2 separate regions of the Homo sapiens genome follow, and region 2 is linked to region 1. Evidence: chromatin loops called from intact Hi-C (ENCODE). Cell type or tissue: PC-9. All regions are shown on one strand. Each heading gives the region's core, and the rest is flanking DNA. Links, peaks and the distances in the headings are about the cores only. Region 1 overlaps TRPC4 (transient receptor potential cation channel subfamily C member 4). Region 2 overlaps TRPC4 (transient receptor potential cation channel subfamily C member 4).

Region 1 (12,209 bases), core at 2,248-10,247:
AATATTTTTTTATTTTTAATTAATCTCTAATATTACTTGCTAATCCTAATATGATAACATTTAAAAATACTTCCAAAGCAATTTTACTGAGAAGATCCAAGTGACTAATGAATATGAGTGTTAATTTCCAAAACATTACTATGAGAACTTTCAAAATTAGAACACAAAGTGAGGAAGGCGTGAAGAATGATTTGTCTTATGTCAATGGTATGGCTGCACCAAAAGCTTCACGTGGTGTATCTTCTGCTGGAATTGCTTGAAACCCTGATTTCCAAAATGATGAAAGGGAAATACCATCTTCCAGTTTACCAGGAGCATGGCTCTGGGCAGTCCCCGCCCCCTCACCTTTCTCTCTCTCTCTTCTGTCTCTCTCTGTCTCTCTCTCTCTCTCTCTATACACACACACACACACACACACATATATATATATTTAGATGCCTAAATTCTTGGCATCTAATATGATAGGGAGTAGATGCAACATGTTGAGTAATTACACATATTCTGGAATCACACTTAACAGTTGGCACAGCATATTTAAGTTATAATATTCAGTCAATCATTTAATTGAGAATTCTTATCAAGCATAAAATGCTTTGTGCAGGGACTTTGTTAGGCATGAAGAATTTGAGGTCACCAAAGCACGTGCCCTTCCCTCATGGAGCATACGATCCAGAGGGGGAAACAGACAATGAGGAAGAAATGCCACAAATAACCTGCTGTCACATTCTGAAAAGACCTAGAAGTCAAGGTATTAAGACAGAGTATGCTAGTTCCCCAGCCTTGACTAGCAGAACTCAAGGAGGGCTGTGTGAAGAGCGGGACTTCTATTAAAATAGTAGTGACTGCCCTCGATGCAGGAAATTCACTTGTGAAGAAATCCTAGTTAATCAGACACTGCCTTAGTCATGGGAGATGTGTTATAAATGTTCATGACATGCAATCAGTAAGAACAAAAAGGCTAAAGACCTGAACATGTACAATAAAGAATACAAATATATTCAAATACACAATTTAAAAAAAGAGTAATACTAACATGCTGTGTTCTTACCCCTATTGTTCCAAAACTTTCTGGCTTTCTTCTCATCTTTTTCTTGCACAAGTGTGTCCAGATCCATTTGATCAGGTACCAGAGAGACTTGGGGCTCGGGATGACATTGAAGGGAGTAGGCAGAGTACCTCCTTCTTCAAAATAACTCATCCAAAGCTTTGTTCGTGCAAATTTCCATTCTATATCTGCATGGTCCTGAACAGGAGAACATGACAACTGATGATAGGTTCCTTAATTAACAAGGTACCATAAATCTCACAGAGATCCTGTAACCTGACTTCAAGCGGCTCTTGGAACATTAATTAAATTGCTTCTAAAACCACCACTGACTCCCAGAGACAGTCATCTAAACATTTCAGAGGGTGGCTTAACCTAGGGTAGTCACAGCTCTCGTGTCACTTCTCATCCTTCCTTCTTCAGTGAAACAGACATCTAAAATAATTCCATGTTAAAAAGACTGCAGTAATTAGTTATGACTTGAAGATTAGCCTGCATCTTCTGCACTGTAGACTCATGTTAGTGCAGTTTCATTTGATTCAGGCCAGAAATAGACTTTCTGTCTTAACCAAAGCCTTGTATTCCTGCTTAGATTAATGCTACCTCCACAGATGCTCATGGCTTAGCCTTCAATGTTGCCAGGAAAAGTCTTATTGGATATGTTTTCATGTGAATATTATTGCCCACCTTCGGCCAATAGAGATAAACTCAGAAAGAAGTTCCATTAACAAATGTAGAATTGGGCCTCTCTGACACACCATTGAATCTTGACCTAACTTTGTACAGATTTCACCAAAGAGGAGTATGGCCAGTGGTTGCCCACAATCCTGAGGCTATCCCCTTCATCATGTATTACTCACTCCACTTTATTAACCTCCTGAGGAAACTTTGGTACATTTGTGGCAATTAGATTTGGGACAGCCAGTCTCTTCTTAATTTAGCCATAAATCTGATTTAAGCAGAAAATCTGAGAAGTAGGAGGTGGTAGAGACTGGGCATACATTCATTTTAAGAATTCAGAATAGTTCATTGTAACCAGTTAATATCATAAACACGAACTCATATTTTAGAGTAGGAGAATAATCTTCAACTAGGCTTCATTTTGATATTCCTAAATTGCTGTGTGCGGATGAATAAGTTATGCATACTTTTTTATTCTGCGCAACATGGGTTTAATCCAGATATTGGACAGACTGTGCTTTGAACAAGAATCGCCATACCTAGAGAATGCATGGCCTTATTGCTGCTAAGCAAATGTTTGGTAATATGGATTGATCCACATAAATCGGAACACAGAAGCTGCAGTTTCCCTCCCTTTTTCCCTCCTCTTCCTTTCCTTTCTTATTTCTCCCTCCTTTCCTTTCTCTTTCTTTCTAGACAAGTTTATAGGTTCTGGCTGATTATGCTGCATTGGTGAAGAGAATTGTACATATTGTTTCCTGCAGGCATGGAGAATGGGACTCAGCAGATTTGGCTCAAGGAAATAAAAAGGCAATCACTTAGATAAAGCATTGGCCTGTGGATAGCTCCTTCTGATTCTCTGACTCTCGGTGAGTCAGAAATTATGTTATCTTATTGCAATCACTAAGCAAGTGGTTTCTTTGTTCATGATTTAGGATTTTAAGAGGGTCTATAACATAGTCTATGGTGCTTAGAAAATCTGGAGATAAAAAGCTCTAAGCTGGTGATGACTAGATCCACCTTCCACTACTCACCTTCTAACTCCTAGTCAACATTTGAAACTTGGCTTAAGAATCCTCTCTCCTTAGAAGCCTGTTCTGCCTCCCATCAGTCCTGAGCTGCCTCCTATCTCCAACCCCAGTCAAGGTCCCCTCTTCCATACTTTCATGACATCCTCAAATTTCTTTTCTCAATATTGAAATTATTTATTGCTTTTTATCTCTACTATATCATTTTTTTGTTGAAAACAGGGACTTTTTAATTCTTTGTATCCCGAAAATTAAGCATGTTTATGGCATATAGTAGGTGCACAATAAATATTCAATCAATTAACAAATGAGTGAATGGAAAGCAGTCTTTAGTTGGGGCCTACATAAGTGCTTCTGCCTTTCAACAGTTAAATTTTCCTCTTTTTCATGGTTTACCGATGGCTCTGAGTTACAGTTAACAAGAAAAAGAAAGAAAGAGGAAGAAAGAAAGAAAGAAGAAAGAAGAAAGAAAGAAAAAGAAAGGAAGGAAGGAAGGAAGAAAGAAAAAGAGAAAATTCTGCTATTCTGGGACAGGTGTAAGCAAATGCTTGGCATGTTCGTGCCCCCAAGGAGACTTCATGCATGGAGTCCTGGGAATCACACCTGTCTCAGGTTCTCAGTGACTCTTTGGTTCTCCATAGTCTTAGGGTTTGGGCTAAGTCTAAATAGAGAGTTGAAGATGATTCTTATCTCTGTAATGAAGTTACCTAGAAAAGCACACCTCACAAAGAAGCAATAAGAAAATGTCATAATATTCTTAAATAGTGTTTTCTCCTTGATGAAATTGGGACATTTAATGTTTTAAAAGATCCAAATTGCTGGCAGCTTCCTTGTATCTAGCTTGATAATTAAAGGCCTTCTAATTTGTTGTTGTTGCTGACGTTCTGGAAAACAGAACGCACATTTTGGAAATATGTTGATTAGGAGAATATAGAACTTCTGACACAAAAATTTAGAGTCTATTTATAAAAATTTCAGATCGTAAGATGCTTAAATGAAATTCAAAGTATCCACAAATTCGGGTATTAACCTCCAAATCCTAGGACCTACCTATTTCCAGAGGAATTTTTTATGCATTTGGAATACTTTAGTCTGTGAATCAATAAATAAAAACCATCTATTCTCATGTTCTATGCAGTTTTTCATCAGTGATGAGTGTCTTATGAGAAAAATTGCCTCCCTAAGGATGGTTGAAGTAAAATTCAGAGTTTTGCTTGACAAAAAAACAGTAATAACACTTCAGAGATTTAACCATAGATTCAAAGGTGTAATGGAATGTAATTATTTATGAAGAAAATGGGAAAACTATAATTACGATTATAAAATGCTACTTGTCTAAGGTATAAATATGAAAGACTTAACTATATTTCATTCCACTAAGAGTTCTGTTTTGCTGCTATTGCTAGTGGTCCTAGACGTATATCACTAGTATATAAGTTCAAGCAGATAAGTTCAACTTTGTCTTTCTTGTGCATTGCTGTATTTCTGGTGCCCAGAACAGTACTGGAAAACACAGTATGTACCCAGTAATTATGTATTGAATGAATAAATAAATAACTTGTGCTACGTTGTTTAGATTCCAGAGTTTCAAAAAAACATGTATTGTATCGTGTATTATCCTACAGAAGTTAATATTACTTCTCTTAATACATTGCTTTCCCTGAGCTTTAAGAAATTGAAAATCCTGTGGCTTCTCCCCTTCCCAGACTCCTCTCTGGGTTATCTTTTGTATCTTCCCCTGTAGGGATGACTTCGCTTATATGAGAGTGGTAGGTTAAATGGACCGACAGGAGGCAAAACCTATTGTACACGGCGCAGAGATGAGCTGCTTGTTTATTAGTCAGACCTCAGCTACTACTTCCCATAGCCAATGGCTGCCTGGCAAAATGGATTTGGTTTATCTTTGTAATCATGTGTAACATGACAAAATCAGATTAATTTATAGCTACATATAGTGTGCTACTGCTCAGAAATTTCAAATTAACCATTTATAATTCTTATCTGTCTAATCAATAGCTAATTATAGATTTTATTTACGATGATAAGAAGATGGAGTATAGCTAAGAACAACACATTCTAGAGGAAACATTGAATTAAAATAAAGCTGGTCAACTTACAGCAATCAGTTGGTAAGAATTATTCATCATAGCTATTAACATGTTGAGTAGAACAACCAGAGAGATGACATTGTATGTCCCAAACATGGTGGCACCAACAAACTCAGTAAATTCATGCTGTGCTTTGACATTGGTCACATATAAATTGATGAGCCCAAATATTGACCAAAACAGGGACTGCAGTGTCTCAAATAACCTGTAATAAAGATAAAATGATACTAATAGCTATATTAATGGAATCATTATACATGGGATAAAACAATAAAGCTTGGCATGATTATATATATATATATATATAATTAACTTAAACATTAATATCAACAGTAAAATAACCTTTTAGGACAATTATAAAATTAAACGATAAAAAGAGTGAAATAAAACTGTTTTCCTCAAACTAGTAGAAATGGTGTACTTAAATTTCCCAAGAGCTTTGAAAGCTAAATTTAGTTTCCTAGGGCAGAGAGAGGCAAATGTGGCATGGGTACTGAGTTAAGAATGGTTTTCACTTTCTAAAATGGTTGGGAAAAAAATCAAAAGAGTGATATTTTATGACATGAAAATTATGTAAAATTCACATCTCTATATCCATAAATAAAATTTTATTGAAACACATCCATTCTCATTCATTTATGCATTTTCTATAGCTTCTTTTGTGCTACAATGGCAGAAGAAAGTAGTTATAGCAGAGAACATATGGCTCAGAAAACCTAAAATATTTACTATCTGCTCCTTTTCATAGAACATTTGTCAATCTCTGTCCTAGGGCACTAAGTCATCACTAATAAATGATAGATCCCAAATTTTAGGCTTTAAAAAGTTTGCTCTTTTACTGATTTTGCTTTGGTTGTAGGAGAATTGAGAACATTATAATTACTACAGATTTCTATGTTTACAACTAAAATTGGACATAATGCATCTTGTAAGATGGTAAAGAGTCTCAGAATGCTTACGTAATAAAATTTGATGGGTTTTTGGTTTTTTTGGTATTTCAAGGAACATTTTATTTATTCTAGCCAATGAATGAACTCTGGCTATTTTATTGAAAATAATGTCCCTTTAACTTACTCCAAAAAATGAAATAAGCTGAGGACTATCTGAACTCAAATGGAGAATTGTTTGTTTCAAAGGGACCATAATAATACATTAATATAGTGTAATAAAACGATGATAGAGATTTCATACTTCTTGGTAAATCGTTAAAATGAGACTATATTTAAATTACAAAAATAAAATGAAAACCTTCTCATACACGGCATGATGACTAAGGAGGTAGGATTTCTGTCTATTGGGAGATTAGCATTAGATTGGAATGGTGTTGCAGAACCAAGTCAATTATGGCTTCTGGCAACTCCCAGCCCCAGTGGCATTGTCCCCTGTATGCCCTTTTATGGAAAGGTAGTCCTTGTGTAAGACTCTGGAGCTTCTCACCCAATACCTCCATGGACTAAGTCAATCATGGTCAAGTGACCCAAGGAGAGAAAATTCATATAAGGCCAGTGGCCTGTGGCATGCATTAAGGCAAAAAAGATCAGAATTCCCCTCTAGAGAAGTTTGCCTTAAAAATATCAAGATAATTGCCCAAAGGGGTTGGGATGACAGGGGTTATGATGTGGAGTCAGAGTCACTGGAATGACGGGATGCCAAAGGTTTGAGACAGCACAAACTAAGAAGCAGAGAATTGAGGATGAATAAGCCAGGCAATAAGTAAACTCGGAATAAGGATGAAGTAGCTGACTCATTTTAATGCTGACACACAGAGTAACAATCCCATGGCCCAGCACTACGTCAACTCCGGCTCTTCCCAAAGCTGGGGCTTGCTCTAGGTTCTGCCCTTGCAAAGATAAACCCTTACTCAGAAGACTGAAGGGCTATAATTCTTTGCATGTTTTTTTATAACTAAATGCCTGTTACTTGAAATAAGCTGTGAATTCTAGTGCATATAACCAGGAGATTCCAGCTAAATATGCCTAATTGGCATTCAGGATGGAAATTGCTTTTTTAAAAAGGTAAAAAATTTCATATTTTTAATTGAGCAACTAATTTTAAGACAGAAAATTTAACTATTTATTTTCTAGACCTGTAAAATGACGGAACAACAGATTATTGTGAAGGAGAAAGGGCACTGATCTGATCAACTTTAGCCAGACTGTGATTCTTAAATGGAATGCTGTGCATTCTACGAGGAGGTGATCACATATTCTTAGAGGAAAACCCAGGTGCCAGATTCCAACAATAATAGAGAGAATTCAATCTGACTCATTGGCCCTAGACAAAGGCCACTAAAGCTACTCTTTGAAAATTTCTCAGGAAAAAGTAAATTTGGCCCATGGCCATGAATTCTTTATTTTTAGTAACTTTAAAGACAACTTCTAAAATTAATCATAGTGTCCTTTGGATTTAATGTGAAAGAATTGTATTCTTTCTTTCCAAATAGTTTATGTTCTCACTGTGAGTATACACATAAAAATCAGCTGGTTTTCCTGACATGAATAGCAATTTAAGGAAAGTTGTAAGTTAAATATTATAAGTTATACAATATATAGTGTAAAATGTTACCACATAAACCCCATTACAGGTTCTTTTTCAAATAAAAACAATGATGCAGAATAAACCACTTATTATTTTGAATAGTACACATTTGCTCCTGTCTACATAGTAACTACTAATTTTAGGAAACATTAATAAATACTTTTGCAAAATATTTATTGATGTTTAAAAAAATTTAAAGGGGAAAATTCTAAATAAAGTGACATTTCATGATTACTTATAGATTATTTCTTTCTTTTATTTTCCTTCTTTTAGTGGAATAAGTCAGTGGTGAGATTTAAAGACTAGTTCCACTTAACTAAAATATATTTATTTCTCAGAGGAATTAAGACCCTGGCCTTAGTGTTTCTCAATGAATTGTTCAGATAACAGGTGGATTTTTAAAAAATCAGTCTAAGTTAACATTTCAAAGCCACTGCTTTCAGAAATGTTTTTGTCATTAGTAATTCCCAAATCTATTGAGACCAACATTGCCCATACATTGAAGGATCATTACTTAAAGTATCACATCTCAGAATGCCTTTACGTGACTAATATTTTTCTTGTTCTGTGGTAAGATATGAACTGAAAACTCTCCAAGATAATGCTACAATTTAATTAAGTGACATTTAGTATAAAACTTGGGTTGAAGACTAAATCCTAACAGTCTGTATGGGTGGACTTAGGTCCTGCCTTCCTAATGATAGCATTTTATCTCTTGCTTTGAATATATTGCTCAACATATGCTTTATACAATTAGCTTGTTTCCCTGATTATATATTTACAGCCAGAAGAATTGAACGTGTAAAAAAGTAATGTATTCCATTGTTGAAATTTTCCTCTATCCCATGGGACTAAAACAATGAGCAAACATAAATTAATAAAAAATTCATCTGAATATTTTATCTTTAGTTTATAAGCAAAAATGAAATATTAAAATAATGTATGACTCCAACTGGCCAGTTACAACCATTAGGAATACAGCTCCAACAAATATAAAAGGGCTTTGCTTAATGAGACAATACCTGTCACAAAGCCTGTGCCCCTCTCTTCATAAGAAAGTACCTTACCAGGGGCTAATAGCTTAAAATTGCACATAGAATAGTTTCAACAACTAAATATTTTGTGTTTTTTGGTAACATGTAGTTCTTCTCAGGGTAATGAGAAAATAACCTGGAAAGGAGCAGGAGGAAGTATGTATTCACTGGTGGGAAACGGCATGAAGATGCATAGAAGACATGGATCACAGCCTGACACTGGGCATTCAGTCAGGGAGAAGACCAGAAAAGGCCTCCTGCAAAAGGTATATCTGAGGTAGGATTTGGAAAAAAAAATTGCCACATGGAAGGGCAGAATAAGGCCATTCTCGAATAAGAGAAGAAAATAACGTATTTGGGGATTTGTATTTATAATCCATCAGGAAATATTGAAGAGTAAAGTGTTAATGGGGGATTGAAAGATGAGACAAGAAAAGGAAGTGATACAGAGGATGTTCGTCTCTTTCAAATAGCATGTTGAAATGTAATCCCTGATGTTGAAAGTGGGGCTTAGAGGGATGTGTTTGAGTGATGAGGGTGGATTGTGGGTTGCTCACAAAAGGCTTAGTGTCATCCTAGGAGTAATTAGTGAGTTCTCACACTATCAGTTCTCACAAGAGCTGATTGTTGAAAGGACCCCTGCACCTCCCTCCCTCGCTTCCTTCCTCTTTCCCCCTGTGATGCCTGCTTCCCTTCACTCTTTTGCCATGAATGGAAGCTTCCTGAGGCCCTCACCAGAAGCAGATGTTGATGCTGTGCTTCTTATAGAGTGTGCAGAACCATAAACCAAATAAACCTCTTTTCTTTATAAATTACCTAGTCTCAGATATTTCTTCATTGCAACAAAAATGGACTAAGACAGGAGGCAGGGGACAAGCAGATCAATGAATGATCTAAAATGTCAAGCTAAAGAATGTGGCAGTATCCTGTAAGAAATGGGAAACCATTTTGGCACTTTAAACAGGGTAGCCTCAGATATTAGTTTAGAAATATAATTCAGGAAGCAAAATGGAAGACATAAGAAACAAGGCAGAGACCAGGGGCAGGGGTACTTAGATTTGGGCATCAGTGGAGAGCAAGGGGAAGACAGTGCCAAGATAATAGGAGCAGGAACAGATATTTATTGACCGACTACACATGGAAGGGATGAGAAGAAGGTAGGATCTAGAATAAGATAAATGTTTTTGATGTAAGTTTCTGGGTGGATTGTGGTGATGTTGACTAAGAAAAGGAATTAAGCAGGAGGAAGAATATGTTTTAGAGAGACTCTGATAAATTCCCTTTGATTGAATTTAAGTCTTCAGGAGGCATGTAGAGAGAGGTGTCCACTAGACAGCTGAATATATTGTGCAACCCGAGGATAGAAATTGGTGCTAGTAATATAAATATGGAAGTCATGACTTAGACATATAGAGCCAATTCCAAAAGCACAGATGAGTTTTCATAGGGGTACTGTTAAAAGGGTCTCAGGTTAGCATGCTAAGACATACCACTATTTAAAAGCAGTAATGAAAATAAAAAATTATCAGAGTATACTTAAGGTTAGGGTTAGAGTAAAGTGAGAAAGGCTAGAGAAGTAAGATTTGAAGTGAAAAAGGTAATAATATAGAAGTTAAAAGGGGCAAGATTTCCAGAAATGGAAGTGTTAAACAGGGTCAAATGAAGCAGACACATTAAGTAAAATGTGAGCAGATAAATATCCATAGTTAATGGTGATAAGAAGGCTCCAGGTGATAATTTTTAGAGCAGTTTTAGTGGAATGATGGAAGCAGAAGCCAAATTATAATTGGATGAAGTTTGAGTGAGAGGTGAGAAAATAAGATATCTTGTATAGGCTTCTTTTAGGTTTACTTGGATGAAAGGAATGAAACAGGAGTGGTAGCTAATGGGAAATATTGGGTTCAAAATTTTAACAAAGTTTGAAACTGAGTGGAAGGAATAATAGAGATGAAACCTTATGAGAGATATGTGAGAGATAATCCTCTACCATTGCCAATCATGAAGATAATAAGAGTAGCTACCATTTTTGATGACATTCTATGACATGAACTGTGTTAGGTACTTTATATGAATTAGTGTATTTTTAACCTTCACATAGAATAAGGTCTCGGAAATAGTGGGCAGTAAAAAAGAGCCTGAATTTATGAAATGTACAGAATTACAAAAAGAAAATTAAAAACCAAAGAAAGCACAGAAGTAAGATGTAGAGCAGGGGCCCCAAGGGTATCACTATATACCCTGTGACAATGACTGGTGTCCGTTTTGCTTAAACAGAGTCATCAAGAGACAGGTGACTTAAGCCTAGGACCTCCTGCTTCCTAATGTTAAGGGCTATTGATATATACTTTAGTTTTTCAATATCTTGAAGCAAAAAATAATTTGTGGCTTGCACATTTATATTATTTAGAAAAAATAATTCAAGTGCAATAACTGATTTATTTGGGTTGAATGATATAGGCCTATAGTATTTAAGATATGTAATTATATGTTGCTTTTCATGACAATAGAGGAAATCACTGGTAGAGACAAACGAAAGTAATACATAATCCCAATAATCCAGTATATTTGATTTTGGAATAAAATTTATATTAAGCATTTTACATCATGCTTGTCTGGCCTTAATCTCCTTTGATTTATGTTATAATTAGTTTGTAATATGTTATTACTTACAAAGAAACCAATATAGGGACAAAGAAATTCCTAGGAATTTTAGGGGATCATAAATCATGACAGTGTTATGTATAACCTATTGATTGCAGAGGAATCAGATAGGTGAGAAGGGTTGGGTCTGGGAACCAGAGCTTTTCCCTGAAATAAAGAGGACCTGGGAGTTAACACAGTTTTAAATGCTACGTGGAAGTTCTTTCTGGAAGGCAAAGGAGGAAGTCAGAAGGATATGGCAACAGGAACAGATGGGGTGGTCTTGGCAAGCAGTTTGCACCAGGTTATGCAGCATAAAGTAAGAAGAAAGTTGTGAAAGAGCATTCACAAGGGTTCTCCATCAGAAATCCAGGAGACCAGCTGGCAGACAGACAAAGATTGTTAGAGCAGAACTCTCATTTATGAAGGAAGAGGTTGGTGGGGTCTGACCATTGTAAATCTCTAATCCGTTTCCCTGGCCAAGTTGCAAGTCAAGAACCACAAATAAGACGGGAGCCAGAGGGTAGGGGGTGGGCGGGGGAGGAAGAGAAGTTCAGATATCAAAATTGAGATGCCATCCTAGGCCATGCTAGTTATGAGGATGTTTTTGCAAGGGATTTCATTGAATTCCTCCTGCCCAGGGTCAGAAGAGAGCAGTGGGAAGATGTCAAGACTGAGTGAACCGGTCAGGCCAAGAAACTGCTGCTTAGGAATACAGGATCAAGAAGGAGCTGGAAGGCCGGCGAAGTGGCTCATGCCTGTAATCCCAACACTTTGGGAGGCTGTGGTGGGTAGATCCCTTGAGGTTAGGAGTTCAAGACTCAGCCTGGCCAACATGTTGAAACCCTATCTCTACTAAAAATACAAAAATTAGCCGGGCGTGGTGGTGGGTGCCTGTAGCCCCAGCTACTCGGGAGGCTGAAGCAGGAGAATCACTTGAACCCTGGAGGCAGAGGTTGCAGTGAGCCAAGATCACACCACTGCACTCCAGCCTGGGCGACTGAGCAAAACTCTGCCTTAAAAAAAAAAAATTATGTTTTCTTTAAGATCCATGGATGTATCAAATCTATTTCTGAAAAAAATGAGGTATCAATGGCTGACATTTAAAAATTATGTGCAAATAAAAAGATGATGA
Region 2 (12,209 bases), core at 2,471-10,470, 92 kb after region 1:
TTGTTTGACACAGAAACGTAAAAGTGGAGTAAGAAAGAAAGGGAAAGTAGGCTTCACACTCTTTGGAGAAATCAAGTGCTTCATCACAACGTGAAAGCAAAGAAAACTTCATGTCAAAATGCAAGGCTTTCATTACGGGCGAGCTGAGTCATGAAATAAATTCATGTGCTCAACAAAACTAGGCTAGCAGCGTCAGTTTTCTCAGGTTTACCCAGTGTTCAGCAGGATGATGTCTGGGTGGAGGCAATATGGTGTGATGGTTAGAGCCAAGTTTTTGTAGTTAAGATCTGGATTTGCAATCTGGCCCCAATATTTAACAGAGTAACACTGCACATTATATAACCCTCTGTGACTCCGATTTTTTCATGAAAAAAAAAAAACAGCAACAAATAGTTCATACTTCAGAAGTGTATTTGGAGGTTTAATATAATAAACCATGTAAACAACTTAACCCAGTTGCTAAAATACATTCATTTGAATTGATAGAAGATGTTTGTTCTGCTAATATATGATCAGTACAATTGCAGCATCATTAGCCTAGAATTAATAGAAGTAATACAATTCTTCTTTCTATGATGCTGCTGCTTAGAAAGAATATATAAAATGAAAATGTAAAAATATCTATGGCATGAAATTAACACAGAGCTTTCTCTTTGGATGAGATTAGAGAAGTACCAGAACAAGTCTGCAATCAAATCCTGCCAACATTAATTGTTTTAATATGTTGATTCATAAGGAATCTGTTATTAGGAGATTAACCCAAATAGTGCAATTTATTCAGGCAAAGAAACATGCAGGGAACCATCCAGATCTAAGAGCATCTGTGACTTCATTCAGGTGCATTCATTACTGAGCACCTTCTGTATGTCAGGGGCTACAGTATGACTGGTGAGTAAGATGGATGTGTTCCTGACACTGCCTAGAGGAGGAGATGGAAAAGTAATAACACAATGCAATATAGGGTGTGTATAATGAGGACATTTATCCAAGAGAGTCTATGGAGGGGTTTGCTTCATAGAATGCTCCTGCGGTGAGACAAGACGTGAGATGACCTTTAAAGAGTGTGCAGGACTTAGCTATGTGAATGAAGGTTAATGAGAAAGCATTCCAAATCCTGAGAGATGGACTAAAGATAAATCTCAGACTTATTTAGACCAAACCAAGGAAAACTTTTGGTAAGAAAGATATGAAGCAAGACATGCTAAAGCAGAATTTTCTTTAAGGCACATGATCTTACTAGAAAACCTTTAATATTTGAATTTAATAATTTCTGAATAACCTAAGAATACATGCGGTAAAACACAACTTATGATTTTAAAAGGTATATATGAAAGTAAAATGTTATTCCTGAATTTTTTAAATAATGCTATCAGTTATCCAATGTTATTTTGCTTTGGGAAAATCTTCAATCAGAGAAAAATATTCTCTTTGATAGTAAATGCAAGATACTCCAGAACAACTCTGTAAGAATTTCGTTTTCATTTTTTTCTCCATTGAAATCTCAAAACATTTTGAAAGGAAAAAAATCCCAATACAATGTCTTTTAAAATTGTATCTTTTGGGGAGGATTGCTTGAACCCAGGAGTTTGAGATCAGCCTGGGCAACATAGCAAGACCCCATATCTACAAGAAAAGTGTCTTTTAAAAAATAGCACCAATTCTTATTTTTTTGTTACATGCTATATGTTTTTTGTTATGTTTTATCTTGTATTATTAGGCTTTATCACCCTTCCATAACTTCATATTAGCAAGAATACAAACATCTTGAGAGAAGTGTTGGAAATTATTAAATGCCTTCCATTGCTTTGCTTCTTAGATACTGAAGATGGGATTAGAGTTATGGCTTTTTCATAGGTTTTGACATTGAAACCACTTTTTATATTTATAACATATACAGAAGAACATAAGCAAAGAAAACACGTTCAGTAAGGAAGAACATTTTTAGTGGTTCAGGAACAAAATGGAGAATATATATTCAATGTTTCATTGTCTCTCCTAATAGGCTATAAGCTCTATGAGAGCAGAGACCTGACACCTGGGAATCCCAAGTGCCCCGTGCATTTCCTGGAATGTGTTCTATGAAATATATGTTGAAACAGTTATTAAGGAAATTAATGCATGACCAAAGTGTATTAATTACTTTGCAGGTAAAAATATAAATATAAATATGCAAGAAATTCAAATTACAATTTCTATCTCGAACAACTCTTTGACAGGAATTTGGCAGCTTCAGTTAATGCAATATCATTGACAGCATTCTGTTATGAGGATATGGTAAAGGAGTTTATGAGTACTTTGTTCCCAGGCTTTCACAAAAGTTATTGTGGCCAAAGATGACGTTAAATCAGCTTCAATGCCATGACCAAAATGAGTGCAGGCAAAAAATAAATCTGAGTTCATTCACTGGCTGCAGAGAGACCTAAAGAGCAACAGGTGAGCAGAGCAGGCTGCTTCTGCATTCTCTGTTTCATTTCATGAATTGTACATCTTGGGAACTTTACTCCATTCAACATTTGTAGGATAATATTAACAGTGAACAGCTATGGCATAAGAGAAAATCTTTGCAATCATCGTGTCGATTCTTTAAACCCCCTTCTCCAAAGAAAAACTAAAGAAAGCAAAGCATACTACTGTGCTAATATGGATCTTTAAGAAGATTTAGGCCATATCAATATTTCAATATCTTTCAAGTCTAAAGCCTGCAATGACTTCTTATCTTCCCATTTACCACTTTGAACATCTTTCATCAATGTATCTTATCATTGTGTAGTAAAATTACTCTAGTTTCTTTAAAATATTAGATCTCTGAGTCCAAAACATAAAAACCTAAGAAAATGAGTTAATACTGCTGACAAGGACTCAAAATAGCAAATGTGATTTTAGAGTTAGAGGGAATGGACACAAAAGAAGCTGTTCACTTCAGTATTAAGGGAAAAGTTCATTTCACCTTGTTTCAGGCTTCCATGACAACCAGATTAGCTTAACTAATCACACAACTAGAGGAAAAAATTGAGAAAGCAAGTTCAGGTATCTTGAACCTTGAGTATTTAGTGAGTAGCAACAGACAAAGCAGCCAGGGCTTATATGGGATCATTAAGGCCAAATTCAAAAGAAACTGAGTACATTTTACAATTCAGAAGTCTTTCACTTTTTCTCTTTCTCTTTTCATCTTACATAGCATTTCCAAGTATTGTTCTGGAATAGATAATTACTATCATTTAAGAGTGAACAGAGAACCAATATTTTCTTCAGATAGATGTAAACAGTCTTTTGAGAACTCACTCAAACACAAAGCAATTATGCTGGCTGATTAAGGGTAAGAAGTATGAGATTCTGTTATTTAATACAGCATTTTTAATATATGGAAATTTTACAAGAAATTTATTACTCCCTTGCGATGAACTTACTTGGTTTCTTATTCCTGACAAATCAAAAAAATGAGCAAGATATGAGAAAAGTTTTAGTACTTACATCTGCTATTGTACTAAAGTCTTTTATTTTATTAACACTTTATAATAAGTATTTACTGATATAAATAAAACAATACCATATAATTTACTAAGAGTCTTCACACATCCACATATTTTACACTTCCTAAAAACCTGTGAGGAAAATGTTGTCTATATATACAGTTGTCCCCAAGCATCTGTGGGGGATTGGTTCCAGGACCTCATGTGGATACCAAAATCCATGGCTGCTCTAGCCCTGCAGCAGTTGGCCCTACGGGACCCATGGATAGGAAAAAATCAGCCTTCCATATCTGAATGTTCCACATCCTATGAATGCTGCATTTTCCATCCACATTTGGTTGAATCCAAGGATGCGGAACCTGCAGATACAGAAGGCTGATTATTTATATATATATATGCGTATATATATATATATATATATATATATATATATATATACACACACACACACACTTATATATACGTATATATGTATATATATACGTATATATGTATATATACGTATATATATATATATATAATTTCAAATATTAAATCCATTCAGCAGGTGAGAATACTGAAGCTTAAGGAAATCTATCTGTGACCCCCTAAAGTTACAAGACTTATAAATAGCAGAGCCAGAAATCTCAGTCTGGACATACTAAAATTCATTAGTTTTTCCATTATACCACAGTCAATGTGTACATTTTAAGACAGAGGCCAAAAACATCAATTATTAAACCATTTATTACCACTCTTCAATGTGATTCATAATTATTAATCCGGTAGACAATAAATGTCATCCACTTACAGCTGAATAGAAAATGCTCTAAAACCCAAAACTAATTTTGTGAGTAGCAGTTTGCTTCACTGTGATTAAACTCTATGGCATTTTGATGGATCAAGTCTGGCAACACTCACCTCTTTTTGACGGTACTTAATGGCCAATTTTAGTCTTGCAAGATCATTTCCACTTTGTTCTTCTATGAGACTATTGTCATCTCGGTAATTAAGAATGATTTCCAGTTCTCTGGAACTTCTCGTCTGATCCAGTAGGTCCTTAGCAAATTGTTTGCACTGCCGTGACAGCTCTTCATACTCCGACTTGAATTCATTTTCCACCTTGCTCAGTTCCTGAAGTTCCCAACTTAACTGAAAGGCTGTGAGAAAAGGATCTTCGCTTGACAGTGCAATGAGAGAGGGACTGGCCAAGGCCTTGTAGATGTTGAGTCTGGAGCGTGAGTGACGGAGGCTGTCCACATCTGAACTGGACACGCATTCCACACAGTTACAGCGGACCTCGTGGGGTCGAGGCACTGAGACTCCTTTCTGAACCAAGAGTTTTATTATCTCATAATTATTTGTATGGGCTGCCAAAATGATTGGTGTAATGTCTGGAGTGAATTCAGAGAACTGCTTATCAAGGAGTATAGGAGGCACCTAAAAAAAAAAAAGGCAGAGGTGATGAATATTTATTCTTTTGTTCAAGTCTGTGAATTTCATACACCATGCTATAGCAATATGGAACAGGGTTTATATGTCCTTGGCCGGGTTTTTTTTTTTTTGTAGGAGAGATATGGTCTTTTCCCCTACAAAAAGACCAGACAAAATTGGAAAAAAAAACTTTCCAATATGATGCATTATTCTTTTTTTAATCTGAATTATGACATTTTACAGCATCTTAAAATAGGTGGTTATGGAAACTCTTTACTTGATGAATGTCTTTATTTCTTTTAAATAAGCCCAACTTATTTTCCAGCTGACACTATTTTCTTTGCTTTCTCAGAGATGTTGAGGTCCAAAATAATCAAGAAATACACTCAAAAACAGCTAATGATTTGTTTTAAACCCAAGCTCTTTCTCTGCAGTAGAAGTCCTTTAATTCCTCAATTAGGTTTTGTCTTTTGTTTGTTTTTACTGTGTTTTAGCTTCTGCTTTCCTATCATTCAGCCTAGTGACTAAATGTGGCAGCAAAAATAAGTGGGCTGGCCTCATGCTTCCTCTTTTCATCTGTGCTTTTCTGGTATATTTTCCAGATGACAAGAGGTGCTCCATAACTAGCATTACTGTTTTATTAGAAATAAGCAAGCATTGAGTCGAGTCAGCAGTGTGAATTCCACTGAATCAGGTCACCAATGTGTTTATGCACGATTTCCTTTGGGTTATACTCTAGGGATGGTAATGATGAAAATAATAATAGCCGCCATTTAGTAAGCATCTGCCAGGTACATTAACCCTCACCCTTTATTATTCACATTTTATGGATGTAGTTCCTCAGTGAGTAAGTGGAAGGTCTACAATCTGATCTGCAATTTCCACATACTTTAAAGACCTTATATAATAAACACAGGTTCACCTGTCTGACACCCAACCCTGAGTGAATTGCACTGCACTATGTTGCTTTAGCACTTTTAGTTTATTTATTTTTGCTGGCACAAAGCCATAGAGGCATTTATGAAAAGTTAATGCTACATAAGGGCAGTTAAACAGGCATGGCAAAAAAAAATGATGACTCACGTCACATTGAAATATGCTGCTGGAAAAATGAAGGAAACCACAAAAGGATCAGAGGAAAACCATATGGAGAAAAACGACACTCATGATGACACTTCATTAATGCTACTTTTAAATATAGGTACATTTTTATATGTGGACAATTACACACATTTTAAAGTCATCTGGCCATATAGGATATCCATTGGTTTCATGAGAAACACTAAAGATAATAGGAATGAAATTATCGATTTAAAATATCCTTTACAGAGGTATGCAATTATTTAATAGTGAAGATGGTAATAAACACTTTTTGAAATGTGCTTATGAGTACTAGGGTGACCACACTGCCTGTTAAGATAGTGTTTTACTTTTGTGCACTTTGAGGCCACTGTGAAGGTAAATAAAGTTTCCTTGGTCACAAGTACTGCAATCTCGTGTCAGTAAATCTGATAACCAAGATGGCTCTTAAGTGACTAAGGTTTGGGAAATGGTTTCAGTGTGCATTTGCCTGACAAAGTGAGAATTTACGTCCCAGGTGAGATGGAGTGGGACAACGTGAGATTTCATCGTGCTGTTCAGAATGGTGCAAAATTTACAACTTATGTATTATTTCTGGAATTTTCAATTTAATGTTTTTGGACCACAGTTAAGCATTGGTAACTGAAACTGATGAAAGCAAAACCTTGGATATGAGGAGACTACTGTACTTTTAGTGTTTTCTGTGGCAGACAATGAGGGAAGACAAAACAATGTAACTAAATAATTTCCTATATTAGATGTATGTTTAAGTGACATGTAATTTGAAGGCAATTTCTGGATTCAGTACAATTTCATCTTGGATTTCTATGCTTTTTAAGCTGTTAAGAATTTCAAATTTATTAACCATAAAATATATCTTTATAGAATATTGCAGAAAATTTTATTTTAAAAATAAGTATAATATATCCATACAGAATGGCATACATTTTTTTTCAAAAAAATAACAGTGTGAAAGTATTAAAGAGAGATATAGTAAGTTTATTAAAATATGTGAGAATATACCAAGAATAAATCTGCTGTTTGAGTTTTAATACTCAATAAACCATTGCATTGGTTTGTTGAATGGTCAATTGATTGGTCAGTAATGATATGGCTTGGCTTTATGTCTCCACCCAAATCTCATTAAGAATTTCAAATTCATTAACCATAAAATATATCTTTGTAGAATATTGCAGAAAATTTTATTTTAAAAATAAGTATAGTATATCCATACTGAATAGCATACATTTTTTTCAAAAAATAACAGTGTAAAAGTATTAAAGAGAGATACAGTAAGTTTATTAAAATATGTGAGAATATACCAAGAATAAATCTGCTGTTTGAGTTTTAATACTCAATAAACCATTGCACTGGTTTGTTGAATGGTCAATTGGTTGGTCAGTAATGATATGGTTTGGCTTTGTGTCCTCACCCAAATCTCATCTTGAATTGTACTCCTCATGTATACAGGGATATAGTTGGTGAGCAGCGACTGGATCATGGGGATGGTTTCTCCCATGCTGTTCTTGTAATAGAGAGTTCTCACAATATCTGGCTGTTTGATAAGTGTCTGGCACTTCCCCTTTCTTGCTCTCTCTCTCTCCTGCTGCCATGTAAGATGTGCCTTGCTTCCATTTTGCCTTCTGCCACGATTATAAGTTTCTTGAGGGCTCCCCAGCTATATGGAACTGTGAGTCAATTAAGCCTCTTTCCTTTATAAATTACCCAGTCTCAGGTAGTGTCTTTATAGAACAGTGAAAACGGACTAATACAGTAAATAACTATTTTTAAATTACATAATTATAATTATTTTAGAGCTTACTCTTACTCTAAAATGTATTCGAAATTTAACATTATATGTTGTCTTTACCATTAATTGCCTGGCACCCAGCTGGTCATAGATTGTTAGACATCAGGAACTGATTGTCTTAGCTGGACTCCGTGGGGGACTCTGCTGGGACCCTGACTCAGCCAGGCAGGCAAAATATTAGTGTTTATCTAGGTCTCAGGGGACAGGTTTGGGTCCTCTCCGATTGCATGAAGACAATAAAAACAGAACAAAAGTGTTTTAAGAAAATAATTGCCTGTTACGGAGTACTAACTATATGCCTACATCAATTATTACATGGTTTTTGAAAGTCTGAGGTTTTCTTATTCTCTCATCACTTCTACATTTATTATATTGCATTCTTCTGTGTATGAAAGTTCTCCATCTTCTCCTTTTTGTTGTTGGATATTGCTATGACCCCATGAATTCTTTCTTTTATTTAATATATTGTGATTCATTGCTATCACTATTCGTTTTATACTTGTTATTAAAGTATAACATACATATAGTAAAATGCATAAATATTAATATACAGCTTGATGACTTTTAAAAATCTGAACATGCTTAGGTAACACAACCCAGATTAAAACCTGAGAGTGCCTGCACCTCACAAGCCTCCCACTTGTTACTCTTCTCAGTTATTACTTTTCTCAGATATACTCACAGATTTAATGGTTATCAGTATAAGTAACTTTCACACACTTTGAAAATTTTATATAAATAGAATCACAAAATATGTACTCTTTATGTCTAGCTTTCTTTGTTCAACTTTAGCTCTTTGAAATATATTCCTTTGTTAGTAGCAAAAACTGTTGCTTCAATTCTGCGAAATATTTCAATTTCTATTTTATTTCATTTCATTGTTAATGACATTTTTATGGTTTCCAGTCTGGGGCCATTAAGAATATTGCTCTTATGAAGATTTTATTTCTGTTTTGAACATGAAGGAATAACGTACATGTATGTTGATTTTGTTTCTAGGTACAGAGTTTTTGTGTCACACAGTTTTCTTAAGCACTGATACCAACTTGTCTGCCCACTGCAATTACGTTGGTTTTATTTATTATATTTATGCCATTTGCAAATAACTTTTTTATTTATTATCAAAAATGAGTGTTGAATTTTGTCTAATGCCTTTTCTGTTTCAATGGATATAATCATATAATTATCCTCCTTAGTCCTAAAAGTATGGCAAATTATATTAATAAGTTTCGGAATATTGAAACATTCTGACTTTCCTGAAATGAATTCCACGTGGTCAAATGCATAATGTTTTTACTTTGGCAATTTTTAAAAAAATTATTATTGTACTTTAAGTTCTGGAGTACATGTGCAGAATGTGCAGGTTTGTTACATAGGTATACACGTGCCATGGTGGTTTGCTGCACCCATCAACCCGTCATCTACATTAAGTATTTTTCCTAATGCTATCCCTCCCCTAGCCCCCAACCCTCCGACAGGCCCCGGTGTGTGATGTACCCCTCCCTGTGTCCACGTGTTCTCATTGTTCAACTCCCACTTATGAGAAATATTTTGGAATCGATTTTCCTACGGGAGATGGATTTCTAATCTTCACTGTGCTGTCTTTATCAGATTCTGGTATCAATGTGAAGTTTTCTTCGTTAAAAGAATAAGAATGCTTTCTTCCTATAGAAAATGGAGATGTGGCATTCATAACCCCTTCAAGAATGGACTTGCTGTCCGGCTACCAAGAGTGTAGTCTACCAGCAGCCTCCACCTGCTAACCGGTTCAGGTTCTTCCTCAGTTTTAAAATGCAGGACAATGGAAGAGCAAGCAGAGAGGATGGACAGGGCCCAGCTATTTCTACTCAGCATACGACATGGCTTGCTAGGCAGCCGTATCCTCCGGAGCTCCTGTTTACAGTGGCGGGAACATTCATCAGCTCTGCATCAGGGTCTAACGGCTTCCGCTTCCCAATCCTGCTTCTTTTGCTTTTACTTTCGAAGATGCTATTCAAAATATACACAAATGTAGGAAAATGTACCTTTTATTTTTGTTTTGAAATGAGAAAAGAATGAGAGAGAGAGAGAGAAAGAAAGAGAGAGAAGGGTCTGACAAAAGACTGTATGGTTAACCAGCTAATAGAATAGAAGCTTTAATAAAGGAAAAGGGGACCCTATGGTTACTAGAAAATTATTAATATAAAATGTAAGCCATTCTAAAGAAAAGGACGGGTCTTCGGGATCTTCAGTTCTTTCCCTCCACTACTGCAAATGCGATTTTTCTAATATAGCAACAGCTTCAGGCAATTCCCTTTCTTAAAACGGCTTATAATTACTTTGATTGATTCAATAATTTATTCATATATTGAATCAACAAATATTTACTGAGTCTATTGTCTGGCACTGCATTAGATGTAGAGAATTAAGAAAAATGAAGATAAAGCAATTCATATCCTCACAGAGATGACTGTGTATTTGACAGAAAACTGGAGCACAGATTTCCTGTATCTCCCAAGCAAAGTGAATCAAATGTTCATTTACTTCAAATCCAACATCATGGTAGTTATCATGAGAAATACACAGAAAAATAAGAAATGAATATTTGCAGCGTCACATCAGATGATAACCAAATTTTAATCTGAAACTTTCAGTTCTAAAAATTTGCCAAGTACTTTCCAAAATCTCAGGGTAGTTTTTCTGCTATATATAGCAGAAAGCTTCACATTGATACCAAAACCTGATAAAGCAGAAAACTATATATATATATATATATATGACTGGTAGAGTTAGAATACAATAATAACTGTAAAATCTGCTATGAGCCCTAGAACATAAAAATTATTTGCTAACTATAATTTTTTTGTTCAGTATTAACAAGAATACGGTACTGTGCAACATTTTACTTTCCTTAGCAAGAAGCGAATAATTGACATACTTGGAGCAGAAAACTGCAGATGCAAACTGTTCTTTTGGAAGCGTTAGAACATTCGGCTGCCATTCTTTTTCTACTTGGCAAAGTGCCTAGCGGATAGTTGGTATTCCACACATGACACATCGATTTATTCTGCACACAGGTGACTGCCATTTCTGTAGGGCGAAGCCATTAAATCAGAGTTCCAAGCCTTCCAACTAGAGACTGAGTCAATCTCAGACGACAAGGAAGAGCCGGTCACAGATAGTGAAACAATGCAAGCTAAAGTGACCCCCTCAAGATTTTGCTCTCAGGACCTAATCTCTCTCTAGAAAGACCAAAATACCACTTCTGCCCCCCTCCCCCTCCCACACCCTTTTTCTTTGCTAAGTTTTCCTAGCTCTTCTTTCAGAATGTCCTAATGTTACAGCCTTTCATTTGTACACAAATGGTCTTTGGGGTATACAGAGACTTAAATTCCCCTTTTCCCTAGATGGCTGGTACATTTAGCTTATTTCAGATGTTATGTCCTAGGATTACAGATTCGCAGGTGCTCAAACAAACAAAAAAAATAAAGAAGATAACTTCACTAAATCTTATAACAATAAATCAAGTCACTTTAATGGCTTTCATTTAATCAACAAATAATTACTATACATGAGCAATGTGCAAGGCAATGTGCTGGGTGGAAAAAGGTGTTTTGTCCTCTAGAAGCATAGCAGAAAATTCCTCTCTTTCTCCCTCCACACACACACACACGCACACACACACACACACAGTATAATACTATAGAAATGATTTTAATGTAAGAACTCAGTAAATGCTCTAAGAAGAGTATGAATAAAACAAAGGGGAAATTAATTTAGAGATTTTTTTAATCAGAAAAGGATTTGAGGAGGTGTTTATATTTACACTGGTTGGAACTAGCAATGTAAAACAGTTATAAGAAAATGACAGCATCAAAGAGAAGACATGAGAGATACATTTATAAAAATACTTTCTTTAGAGTATAGTATAAGTCAAGAAAGCTAAATAATTTTAAAATGCTTCAATGTAGATTAGGGCAAGATTAGAGATGCTTTTGAATAGCATTATTTTATAAATATTGGTGACATTATAGAAGAATTTAGCCAGGAGAATAATGGAATAATTTCTAAGTAGTAACATTATTCTAGTATATTTTGAAGAATACATTAAAATTGAAATGGTTGGAGGCAGGTAAAGAAGGCTGATAGCTATTACATTTTGGATTAGACTTGTAGCCATGGAAAAGGAAAGGATATGATTGCACCCTGCCAGACAGGAAAGATGAGAGACAGAGAAAGAAAGAGAGAGAGAGAGAAAGAGAGAGAGAGAGAGAGAGAGAGAGAGAGAGAAAGAAAGAAAGAGAACACAGAAACATGAGGTAGAATTAATTTAAAGCAAACATATCAGAGAAGAAGAGATCTCATCCAGATGATGCCCTGAGAGTCCTCTGAATTCAGATTTCTGTTTCCCTAATGTTCACTTGTCTGGGATGGAAAGGTGAACACAAGTGCATTGC

Evidence for each region. Peaks named below come from ENCODE experiments on the same cell type or tissue, not always from the same donor. Only the 100,000 strongest peaks of a DNase experiment are listed, where the experiment ranks them.
Region 2: it touches region 1 in a loop (9-fold over the local background); 3 of 110 quality-filtered maps call a loop at or near these places.

Annotation. Positions count from the first base shown.
Region 1 is chr13:37,650,217-37,662,425 of GRCh38, forward strand. It overlaps TRPC4 (transient receptor potential cation channel subfamily C member 4), which reads right to left. Exons shown (of 11, transcript NM_016179.4): 7 at 4,872-5,067; 8 at 1,049-1,243. Among named protein-coding and RNA genes, the nearest start is that of POSTN, 58 kb to the left of the region's middle. In PC-9, for the core only: no CTCF peak of the experiment used is centred there; DNase peaks (open chromatin) are centred at 6,195 and 6,575; H3K27ac peaks cover 2,734 bases.
Region 2 is chr13:37,741,567-37,753,775 of GRCh38, forward strand. TRPC4 (transient receptor potential cation channel subfamily C member 4) reads right to left here. Exons shown (of 11, transcript NM_016179.4): 3 at 4,371-4,889. Among named protein-coding and RNA genes, the nearest start is that of TRPC4, 120 kb to the right of the region's middle. RefSeq lists a silencer at 5,726-6,020. In PC-9, for the core only: no CTCF peak of the experiment used is centred there; a DNase peak (open chromatin) is centred at 5,855; H3K27ac peaks cover 1,771 bases.